Linked DNA regions of Homo sapiens: region 2 is linked to region 1. Evidence: chromatin contacts called from ENCODE Hi-C or POLR2A ChIA-PET data. All regions are on one chromosome and are shown on one strand. Each heading gives the region's core, a stretch centred on a gene start or an enhancer-like site at or near the end of the contact. The rest is flanking DNA. Distances are from core to core; before and after follow the strand shown.

The links. A loop is a pair of places that touch in the nucleus more often than their neighbours do. ChIA-PET counts read pairs that join two places held with the same protein, here RNA polymerase II (POLR2A). Pooled maps may share reads with other maps.
Region 2: a loop to region 1 is called in a map with no recorded cell type, with 6 times the contacts of the local background. The contact joins the promoter of MACORIS here to the enhancer-like site in region 1. A Hi-C loop is called at or near these places in 6 of 37 single-sample maps with no recorded cell type and 7 of 50 pooled maps. POLR2A ChIA-PET finds 5 or more read pairs at or near these places in 1 of 52 experiments (H1).

What each region holds. Positions count from the first base shown.
Region 1 is chr10:30,701,822-30,707,026 of GRCh38, forward strand. It overlaps the pseudogene SVIL2P. Among named protein-coding and RNA genes, the nearest start is that of LINC02644, 19 kb to the right of the region's middle. RefSeq lists enhancers at 99-238, 259-308, 3,245-3,304, 3,421-3,944, 3,825-3,874. Within about 2 kb of position 2,955, at least 6 of the 41 ENCODE cell types and tissues checked have a DNase peak (open chromatin) inside an H3K27ac peak, as active enhancers do.
Region 2 is chr10:31,703,126-31,708,753 of GRCh38, forward strand. It overlaps MACORIS (macrophage enriched lincRNA repressor of IFN-gamma signaling), which reads right to left and starts at 4,322. Exons shown (of 2, transcript NR_184023.1): 1 at 4,181-4,322. RefSeq lists an enhancer at 4,571-4,760.

The sequences.
Region 1 (5,205 bases), core at 1,705-4,204:
CAAGACCACCGTGCATTTTCCATAGGTGCTTATGTTTGGTTCCTAAAGTCCCATAAGAGCATGAGGTAGAAGTGTCTGTGCTCTATGATTTATCCGGCAGCTTTCTTTGAATCAGGCAGCCTTTTTGATGTGCCTCAGCTGTGACATCAGCAGCTGTGGTCTTGACCAAGCAGGAAGTGACTGAGGCAGTAGCACAGCAGGGCACAAGCAGCAGCGGGGGTTGCTCTAAGAGGTGGCTGCATCCCAGGCCAGATTCACAACCGAAGATGGGTCTGGAGGGATGAAAGATCGTGCATATTATTCCAGGGCTACTCCCTCCGCAGCACGCATATCTTCTCTACCTTTTGTTTTATTTCTTTTTCTTTCTTTTTTTAAATTTTTAATTAATTAACTTATTTTTTTGAGACAGAGTCTCATTCTTGTCGCCCAGGCTGGAATGCAATGGTGCTATCTTGGCTCACTGCAACCTCTACCTCCTGGGTTTAAGTGATTCTCCTGCCTTAGCCACCCGAGTAGCTGGGATTACAGGTGCCCGCCACCACATCTGGCTAATTTTTGTATTTTTAGTAGAGACGGGGTTTCACTATGTTGGCCAGGCTGGTCTTGAACTCCTGACCTCAGGTGATTCACCTGCCTCGGCCTCCCAAACTGCTGGGATTACAGGCATAAGCTACCACACCCAGCCCTCAGCTCTACCTTTTTCTAAATTACCTGTGTTCTTGGGGACAGCACAAATTCTGAAATCCCAAGCCCGCACAAGACCTCCTATCTTTCTGTGCTCTCCCCATCTGCCGTCTTGGTCAGTGGCCTAGAAATAAGTGCACAAAAAGGCACTTCAAGATCTATGAAAGTGTGTTCATTTTAGTGATGGGAGAATCTCTGTACTCTGGAGAGCTTTGTTGTAACATGAAATAAAATAATAGAGAATTGAGGAGGGAGCTACCTCTTCCCTACGTCTATTAATTAATTGGAGGAAACTTGGTGAGCATTTGCAGGTGACTGGGTGGCACAGAGTAGATGACAAGTGAGGTTTGCCCACAGCTCCTGCTATTGCCGAAATCTCCACCCAGCGTGCCACTCCCAGGGCATCCCAAAGACAAGAATTTGCTAGAATGTGGCCAGGTACAGTGGCCCACACCTGTAGTCCCAGCATTTTGGGAGGCTGAGGTGGGAGGATTGCTTGAAGCCAGAAGTGCAAGACAGCCTGGGCAACATAACGAGACCTGGTCTCTATTAAAAAATTAGCTAGGCATGGTGGCACACATCTGCAGTTCCAGCTATTTGCAAGGCTGAGGCAGGAGGATCACTGCAGCCCAGGAGTTCGAGGCTGCAGGGAGCTATGATTGTGCAACTGCACTTCAGCCTGGGCAACGGAGCAAGACCTTATCTCAAAAAAAACAAAAAACAAAAACAAAAAAAACTTGCTAGAATGTAAGAAAAGTCTAGTCCTGACATGGTTCATGTCACATTAAGGCACATCAAAAACTCCATGGACACAAAGCTTTGCAAGACTTCAGACTAAAATAACAAAATGTCAGTATTTGGTAAAATGCAGGAAAATAAACCATTTATTTTATATGTACTCACGTACTTTGAGGTTTTTTCCAGCAGCCGCATGTGTTTTAGATTCCTTTGTTTAAGCTTGGCTTCATCTTGGTTCTTTTCCTGTCTGTTCTCCCAACCCCCTTCCCACCCTACAGAAAAGGACAGGGGCGGCCCGACTGGGCGATATTTGGGAGACTTACTGAACACAATGAGACGATTTTGTTCAAAGAAAAGTTTCTGGATTGGACAGAACTGAAAAGACCAAATGAGAAGAACCCCGGGGAACTTGCCCAGCACAAGGTATTCCAGTGACCAAGTCTCAAACCTCAGGGCTTGGTTCGGGTCCCAACAAAAGTGGCCTTGATGTAAAATGATCAAATCAGGATAGTTCGCATGGCTGTCACCCCAGATGTATCATTTCTTTGTGGTGAGAACATTCAAATCTTCTCTTCTAGCTATTTTGAAATATGCAATACAGTATTGGAAAACAGTCACCCCACTGTGCAGGAGAAAACCAGAGCTCATTCCTCCTCTCTGATTGTCATTTTGTACCTGTTGGCCAACATCTCCCTATCCTCCCTGTCCCGTCTCCTTCCCACACCCCCTTCCCCATGAAACAGATGCATTTATCAACACATCAAATCATATCCATAATAATGTGTCAACTAAAATACTTTTTTAATTAAAAAAAATGGACACACATACACACACACACACACACACCCCTTAAAGCTAAGAGGCCTTCCCAGGATTCACTAATAGAACAGCAGACTGGCCTCCAATTCTAATCTGACTCTGGGAGGTGAAGAGTCGGGTTTGCACCTGTTTTCAGGCACCCCATGCACCAGTGTGGCCAATGGGTGTTCAGACCTGCCAGAGTCTTTCTGAAAATGCAGCCTTTCCCTGACTGCAGTTAAACATCCTGAGACAGAGTGTGGAAGGTGTATTTTTATGCTGTCCCATGAACAGCTGAAGCAGCGTTGAGTGTGACAAGGAATAGCTGCGGAAACAGGCAACTGAACCGATGTCTTCATGTTCCCCTATAGGAAGACTCCAGGGCCGATGTCAAGCGGAACAACGTGACACGGATGGTGTCCGTGCCCCAGACGACAGCAGGTGCCATCCTGGACAGGGTGAACATTGGCTGTGGCTGTGGCCTGGTGGAAGGACACCACAGGAGGCAGTTTGAGATCACCAGTGTCTCCGTGGATGTCTGGTACATCCTGGAATTTGACTATAGCAGGCTCCCCAAACAAAGCATCGGGCAGTTCCACGAGGGGGATGCCTATGTGGTCAAGTGGAAGTTCATGGTGAGCACGGCAGGTTAGTGAGCGCTTATGGCTTTCTCCAGCTGAAAGAGGTCAGCCCAGCAGCCCTGCGGGAGCCAGCTTCTCCAATGAACCCTGTCATGCCCTCTGCTGCGTGCGTGCAGTGGGGCACCGCAGTCATACGCCTTTGAGAGCCAGTTAGTAAACCACAGAGATGAAAAGAAGTAAGGCCGAATTCCTAACAACCTAGCATTGCCGAGGCCGCTGGTGTTCACCTGTAGAAATTGAACTTGCACATCAAGGCTTCTCAGCTCCCTCTCTCCCTCCCCTGCCCCTGTCCCCAGAGATTTTCTGGGAAAGAGATGATTGGCCTCTAAATGGTATTTCCCATGTGGCTGTGTGCTGCTTCAACTAAAGTCGTTAAGTAGAGCATATCTTCGTGATTTAAAGCTGGAACCAATGGTGCTGTAACATTATAGTAAATACATGCACAGAAGATTGATTTGAAAAGTGAAAGAGGCTGTTTCTCCTGAGACTGAGAGCACAGGTGGTGCTTTGTGGGTCTGGTGTAGTAAATGCAGAGTCTAAACTCTCCTCGGTTCCTGATGGTGACAGACCCCATTGCAAAACACTCACCCGGATGCTTGGCGCTGGGGAAAGGGGGAGTCCGGTGAACTCCGGAGAAATCATCCCTTTCCTTGCCAAGGAGGAGCCTTTCCCACAGCGCTCCTCACCCCTTCCCATTTAGGAGAGCATGCAGGTCACAGGTCTGTGATTTCAATTCAGAAGGGAGTTTTTTCACCTCTTTTCAGCCTCCTTGCTGTGCGGGTGCACCTGCCCCCGGGGCCACAGGAAGCACAGGCAGCTGTTTGCTGATCAGAAAACTGCAGGCTTGGAACCACGTGATTTCTTTCCTGATTTATACAAAATGCATCTGTTTCATCAACTGACACCATTTCCTGAGCATCTACTCTATGGGAGACACTTTCTGTAGGGACCAAGTAAAGATTTCAGACCCTGTCTCCAAGACAGTTATCCATGATGTAAAGCAAGTGCAGGAACACCCAGCAGGCGGGTCTCACTGAGCACACGGCCAGTGGGGCTGTGTGCTGTGCAGAGCCGGGCTGTGGCCCAGAGGTCCCCCTGCCCCCTCAGGGCACGATGCTGGGGGCTTTACCCTGCCTCTAGCTGAGTGCCTCCTGGGTTTCCTGAGACTTGTTCTGTTGTGATGCTAATTTCTCAGATGAGGAACAGGACCTTAAGATCAAGGAACCTGCCTGAAGCCACAAGCTAGCAGGGAGTGGAGCGGGACACTCACATCCAGGCCTGCCTCTTTTCAAACCCAACTGTGCTGCTAACCCACCCTGCATGCAGGGAGTCAGAGTGGGGCTCCAGCACAGGATGTGGAGAGCCGTGAGTTTGGCTACAAGGAGGGGCCGAAGATCCCAGTCACCAGACTGTGGAGCAGGTCAGGGTTGAACCAGCAGCAAGGCGACTTGAGGTTGGGCCGCTGAACACACCAAACTTCAGGGGCTTCTTAAACAGCAGGAAGGGGATCTTCCAGGGCCCAGGCAGCTCCAGCCTCTCCTTCCAGGGAGTAGTGGGGTGTCAGACAAGGACCCCCAGTGGGAGGAACTCCCTTTCCTCCCTCTTCCCCTCCCCTCCGCTCCCCTCCCCTTCCCTTCCCTTCCTTGACAGGGTCTCACTATGTTGCCCAGGCACTTTCTTTCTTCACTTCTTTCTTTCCTTCTTTTCTTTCTTTCTTCTTTCCTTCCTTTCTTCCCTCCCTCCCTCTCTCCCTCCCTCTCTCTCTCCCTCCCTCCTCTCTTTCTTTCTCTTTCTTTCTTTCTTTCTTTCTTTCTTTCTTTTTCTTTTCTTTTCTTTTCTTTTCTTTTCTTTTCTTTTCTTTTCTTTTCTTTTCTCTCTCTCTCTCTCTCTCTCTTTCTTTCTTTCCAGCAGACTTATAACTTTGAAAAAGTCCAGCTTTGGAGAATTAAGATAGAGCAGGGAGCGTTCAGATTCCAGACCATCCCTCCAGCAGGGGGGAAGCACAGCCCCATGGCACTTGCAGTCACTCCGTAGCCAACGCGGAAGCTCTGGCCCCTTGGTGACACTAGTCCGGCTCCCCTATCACTTGTGCGCACAAGGGCCACACCTGCAAACAGGACTGAGTCAGAGCTCAGGGTGCACTTCTGGGAGAGGGTCAGCAAAAGCAGCAGCTGCACAGGTGGTACAGCCTCCACTTGGCCAATGCTGGCCGGCCTGCTAGGGTCAATGTCCTGGCCCAGTGCCTGCAGGGTAGGGTTGCTCGTGCCCCACCAGGGTCAGGAGACAGCTGCTTGAGGTGCTCAGGGATGCTGAGCCAGGCTCCTCCGGGGCGTGATAGGGGTTT
Region 2 (5,628 bases), core at 3,072-5,571, 1.0 Mb after region 1:
GGCCCAGGACCCTACTTCTCTGTGCAGCCTTGAGACATGATGCCCTGCATCCCAGCCACTCCAGCTCCAGCCATGGCTAAAAAGATCCAAGGTAAGCTTGGGCCACTGCTTCAGAGGGTAAAAGCCCCAAGTCTTGGTGGCTTTCATGTGGTGTTGGGCCTGTGGGTATACAGAGGCAAGAGTTGGGGTTTGGGAGCTTCTGCCTAGATTTCAGAGGACGTAAAGAAATGCCTGGATGTGCAGGCAGAAGTCTGCTGCAGAAGCAGGGCCCTCGTGGAGAACTTCTACTAGGGCAGTGCAGAGGGGAAATGTGGGGTTGGATCCCTCACATGGAGTCCCCATTGGCGTACTGCCTAGTGGAGCTGTAAGAAAAGGGCCACTGTCCTCCAGATCCCAGAATGGTAGATCCACCAACAGCTTGCACCATGTGCCTGGAAAAGCCACAGACACTCAATGCCAGCCTGTGAAAGCAGCTGTGAAAGCACATGGGGTCATGTGGACTGGGGCAGTGTGGAGTGCCATACCCTGCAGAGCCACAGGGGTAAAGCTGCCTAAGACCTAGTGATCCCACCCCTTGCATCATTGTGACCTGGATGTGAGACACAGAGTTAAAGGAGATTATTTTGGAGCTTTAAGATGTAATGACTACCCTGCTGGGTTTTGGACTTGCAAGGGGCCTGTAGTCCGTTTGTTTTGGCCAATTTCTTCCTTTTGGGTTGGGGGCATTTACCCAACGCCTGTTCCTCCATTGTATCTTGGAAGTAACTAACTTGTTTTTAATTTAACAGGCTCATAGGCAGAAAGGACTTGCCTTGTCTCTGATGAGACTTTGAACATCAACTTTTGAGTTAATGCTGGAACAAGTTAAGACTTTGGGGGGCTATTGGAAAGGCTTTATTATGTTTTGAAATGTAAAAGGGACATGAGATTTGGGAGGGGCCAGGGGTGGATTGATATGGTTTGGCTCTGTGTCCCCATGCAAATCTCATGTCAAATTATAATTCCCAATGTTGAAGGAGGGACCCGGTGGGAGGTGATTGGGATTATGGAAGCAGATTTCTCCCTTGTTGTTCTTCTGATAGTGATCAGAAGATCTGGTTGTTCTCTGGAAGAGATCAGTGCCTAGGGCCCAACAGGAAAACAAGTGGCCAACCAGAGAGCTGGAATGGGGAGCAGTGGGAAGGGGGAGCATGCGGTCTACAGCAGTGAGAGGTAGGCACAGAGCCAGCCTGGGGGGTGAATGGCACAGGACACTAGAGAGGCAGGACAGGCCTCATGACTATTGCCACACATCCCTTCTGCCTCTTGGCTTGGGTTTGGATAGACAAACCCAAGCCAAGATCTCACAAGATCTGGTTGTTTAAAAGTGTGTAGCACTTCACACTTTACCCTCTCTCCTGCTCTGCCATGTGAAGAAGGTGCTTGCTTCCCCTTCACCTTCTGCCATGATTTTAAGTTTCCTGAGGCCTCCCCAGCCATGCTTCCTGTACAGCCTGCAGAACTGTGAGCCATTTCAACCTATTTTCTTTGTAAATTACCCAGTCTCAGGTATTTTTTTATAGCAGTGTGAGAACAGACTAATACAAAGGCAGAACTTAAAGGCAATGAACTACGATATCTAGTGGAAGAAATATCTAAGCAGCAAAGCATTCACGGTGCTGTGTGGCTTCTTTGAATTGCATATAGTAAAATTCAAGAGAAGATAAATGATGTAAAGATGAAATTTGTTATTAAAAGGGAAGCAGAAAAGAAATATTTGGAAAAGTCTCAGACTGGTCATATAAAGAATAAAAAGTGTTTGTGAGAGAATACTAAGAGTGTGACCAAGCCACTGTTTGCTCCTCTTTTTATAAAAGTGAGAGTGAGAGACGATGAGAGGTGAGTTGGGAAGGGTGAGGAGGAAGGCAGTAAAAATGAGACCAAGATGACAGAAAGGTGTGGGGTAAAGGGAAGCAAATGGGGCTGAAAAAAAATAAGGAAGAAAGGAAATGCACATTTATTCCACTTTTCCTGAGTGCCAGAAGAATACTAGGTATCTGCTGGGGCAGAGGTCCCCACACAAAGGTAATTTCATGAATGAAAGGATGCTCCATTCATTCATTTGTTCATCAGATATGTTTCGAAGCATTTCCTATGTGTCAGACACTGTTGTAACCATTGGTCACATGACAGAATGAAACCAAGGACAATGCCTGCCCTCATGGGGTCATGTGGACTGGGGCAGTGTGGAGTGCCATGGATGTTAGCTCACTCACTCACAGCAACTCCAAGAGGCTTGGAGAAGGTTATTGAGTTGCTCAAGGTCCTGTGGCCAGTAAGTGGTCAAGAGGGCCTTTCGACGAGGATTTCCTTGGCTTTAAGTCAAAACCTACTGAAAAAAGGAAAGCCCTGTGCTTTGAGAGGGTCACAGCAGGAAGTACCCAACATTCTTATGGGAATGGTACCAAGAAAATGTAGGCATCTCTGACAAAGCTGCCCTAGAACAGCCTCAGCTGGTACCTGGGGGCACTCCATATTGGCATTGAGAACATTAATTCCTCCTGAATTCAGGAGCTGAAGCTCAGGCATGGGCTGTGGAGCTGGCCTTGGGGTTTGAGTTTGGGTGAGGGTGTCAGGGAACCCATGTCTCTCTCCTCATCCCAATTTGGTCTCCAAGCCTCTGCCTTCCACACTGCCAACCTCCACCAGCTCTTGAGTCTTGTCTCTCCAAACCCAAGCCAAGAGGCAGAAGGAATGTGTGGCAGTAGTCATGAGGCCCGTCCTGCCTCTCTAGTGTCCTGTGCCATTCACCCCCCAGGCTGGCTCTGTGCCCACCTCTCACTGCTGCAGACCCCAGGCTCCCCCATCCCTCTGCTCCCCATTCCAGCTCTCTGGTTGGCCACCTGTTTTCCTGCTGGGCCCTAGGCACTGATCTCTTCCATCTCCGCTTCCTTCCTGGCCTTCCTCTCATTCATGCAGGATCTTTCCCTGTCTCGGGGGTTCTACATGCCTATCCGTGGGTTTGCAAAGCCTGACAGCCCTGCAATATGGGCTTGGTCCTGCTGTCCCTCTGGAAGCCCAAATTCACAACAATGAACTCACTTTCTTTCCCTGGATGAGCTGCTCCAAAGTTCAGCACCTCAGTAAGTGCTCCAATATCGTTCCTGCCACTCCAGCGGGGGCCTCCTCCCCTTCCCCATGCCACCCCCAAGCACAAAGGGGGTGTCCCCATCTCCAGTACTCCTACTTAGTCCTTAGCCTCCTGCCCACTGCACCCTCCCAACCCCTTCCCCAGATGTTATCCAGGATGAGCACTTGAAGATACAAGCCTGATTATCTCATTCGAACCAACCAACTCTTGTAGATCTTGAGCTTTTTAAAGCTTCTTTTTGGGCTTCCTTTTGCTAACAGACTTTTCTCAGTCTGATTCTAGCATGTCTTTTCAAGCCTCTGGTCCTATACCCCTTCACAGGCCTCCTGCTACACGCATACACACACATGTACACACACACACACACACATACATATACACCATACTCTGGCCACGCCCATCTAGTTATTCACACGTGCAGTCCCTGACAGAGTGCCAACATTTGCACTTGAGACATGACACTGATGCTTGTTACATTTATTAAACATACCACATGTATATGTCTTCTGTGCTTTTCCTCCTATTATTCCCTCTGTTGGGAATGTCATCCTCCCTTTCAGCCTAACATAGTCCTAGCCCTTCTCTTCAGGACCTGGCCCAACAGCACCTCCTCCATGAAACCTGCTTCCCTGATGTGTCTCTTACATTCCCACCATCCAAAAACTGACAGCTCTTGCAGGAGGGAGCCATGACGTGCTCATCTTCTGCATCTGCAGCTGGTGCCAGGGACCAGTACATTTGCTGCATGAGTGAATGAACCAACGTCCCAGCAATTCCTGAGCATTCTTAAGGCTGGTCTGTCTCCCCCAGGAAGCCTGGGCCCCCAGCGTCACCGAGCTGTGCACACAGAGAGATAATCATCTTAGTGTCCCTCTGGACCCGGAAGCTGGGTGGTGTCGCTAAGAAAGCCAGAACTGCTTTGCCTTCTATATTGCTACTGAAATTTGCAACTCAAGTGTTGCATAACCAAGGGAACCTGGCTTCCCTCTGAACATCCCTCCCACTTAGTTTGAGAAATAGAGAAAGAGCCAAAGTTAGGTCAAGACTCACCTGAGGAGGCCCCTGGCCCACCATCGAGGTCATGCCTGTCACTCCCCAGGCTGCCCCTCCCGGGGAACAGGGTCATGCGGGGTTAGGGGGCAGCTCACTCCCAGTGGGTAACTGGATTTCCCTGGGGAGGGGAACAAAGAGTGAGAGCATAGGCCGTTCTCACTTCAGACCAGGGAGATTGCGCACTCTCCCTCCTTCCCTCTTGGAGGGAACATCTGCAATTCAGGGACTTCTGCAAAAATTTCACACTCAGGGCTAAGAGCAATTCTATTTCTTGGAGGATTCTAACTTGGCTTAGAGGAGGTTTTTACCCTCCTCCAGTTAAATGGACCAAGTATGTGGGAAATTACCTCACAGAGTCATGCCACCAACACCAAATGAGAGCCATCTGTACAGATGAAACAGTTAGGAGCTTTTGTGTCACTGCGGGCCGAAATGTGTAGCCCATTCATTGTGAGAGGAGGCACTTTATTCCTGAGTTTCTTTTTTTTTTCTAACACAGAAGACGCCTCAGTCAGCGCGTAGGAAACAGGAAGGAACCCGTTGTTTTAAATAGCAGACAGCAGAGAATTGACTCATTATGGTCTGCTTGCTCCGAGAGTGTCAGCCAGAAGGCAGCCAGCCCAGCCCCCACAGCCCCAAGACAAGGGTCAGGGGGCATGGCTGGGATTTTCTCACAGGGAGTCTGAGAGAATCCAGTTCAAACCCTTTTCAGAGGGAACTGGTGAAGCCCTAGGTTTCTATCTTACTAGAGACTTCACCACACAGGGCTGTCTTAAAAAAATATAAGAATAAGAAAAGACAAAAACAAAAGCCCCCGTAAAAACCTACAAGAATACCTGGAAGTCAGACATCCTGTGTTTCCCTTTCCTACCCCGAATGACTCGGAGTAGGACAAACACAGTTGCAAGCCTGCTTTCTTATCTTGGCAATTGCTTCTTTTCACTCTTCTGGGGTTTACAACAGTTGGCCCAGGGGTGTGAGGGAACAGAAGGGAGCAGCATCTGCTGGGACAGAGGGCCCTACACAAAGGTAATTTCATGCAGGGAAAATGCACCCCCCCACCCAATCCCAGGCTGCTGGGCCCAGGAGCCCAAGGGTTAATCTGTCTCAAATCCATCACTGTGACAGCCAAGCACACAAATTAGTCCTGCCCAAGCTGTCCCGACCTCTGAATTTAATTTTTTAAAAGTGCTTTGTATTGTTTCTGATGTTCAGATTGGAGTCCAGGTGTCGTGATGGAACCCGGGGGAGATGAGAGGGTAAGACCCTCGTGTACTGCATCTCACATCACCCTCCAATGTCCTGTGTCTTCTTTGTCAAGGCAGACTAAGGGTGACCTAATTTCCAACACGCAGGCCCAGAAACCTTGAAACTGACCAGCTCGAGCCTCCTTGTAAGCCTCTCCAGCTGTGAAAATCCCCTGGCTCGTAGTCCTATGTCGTCCA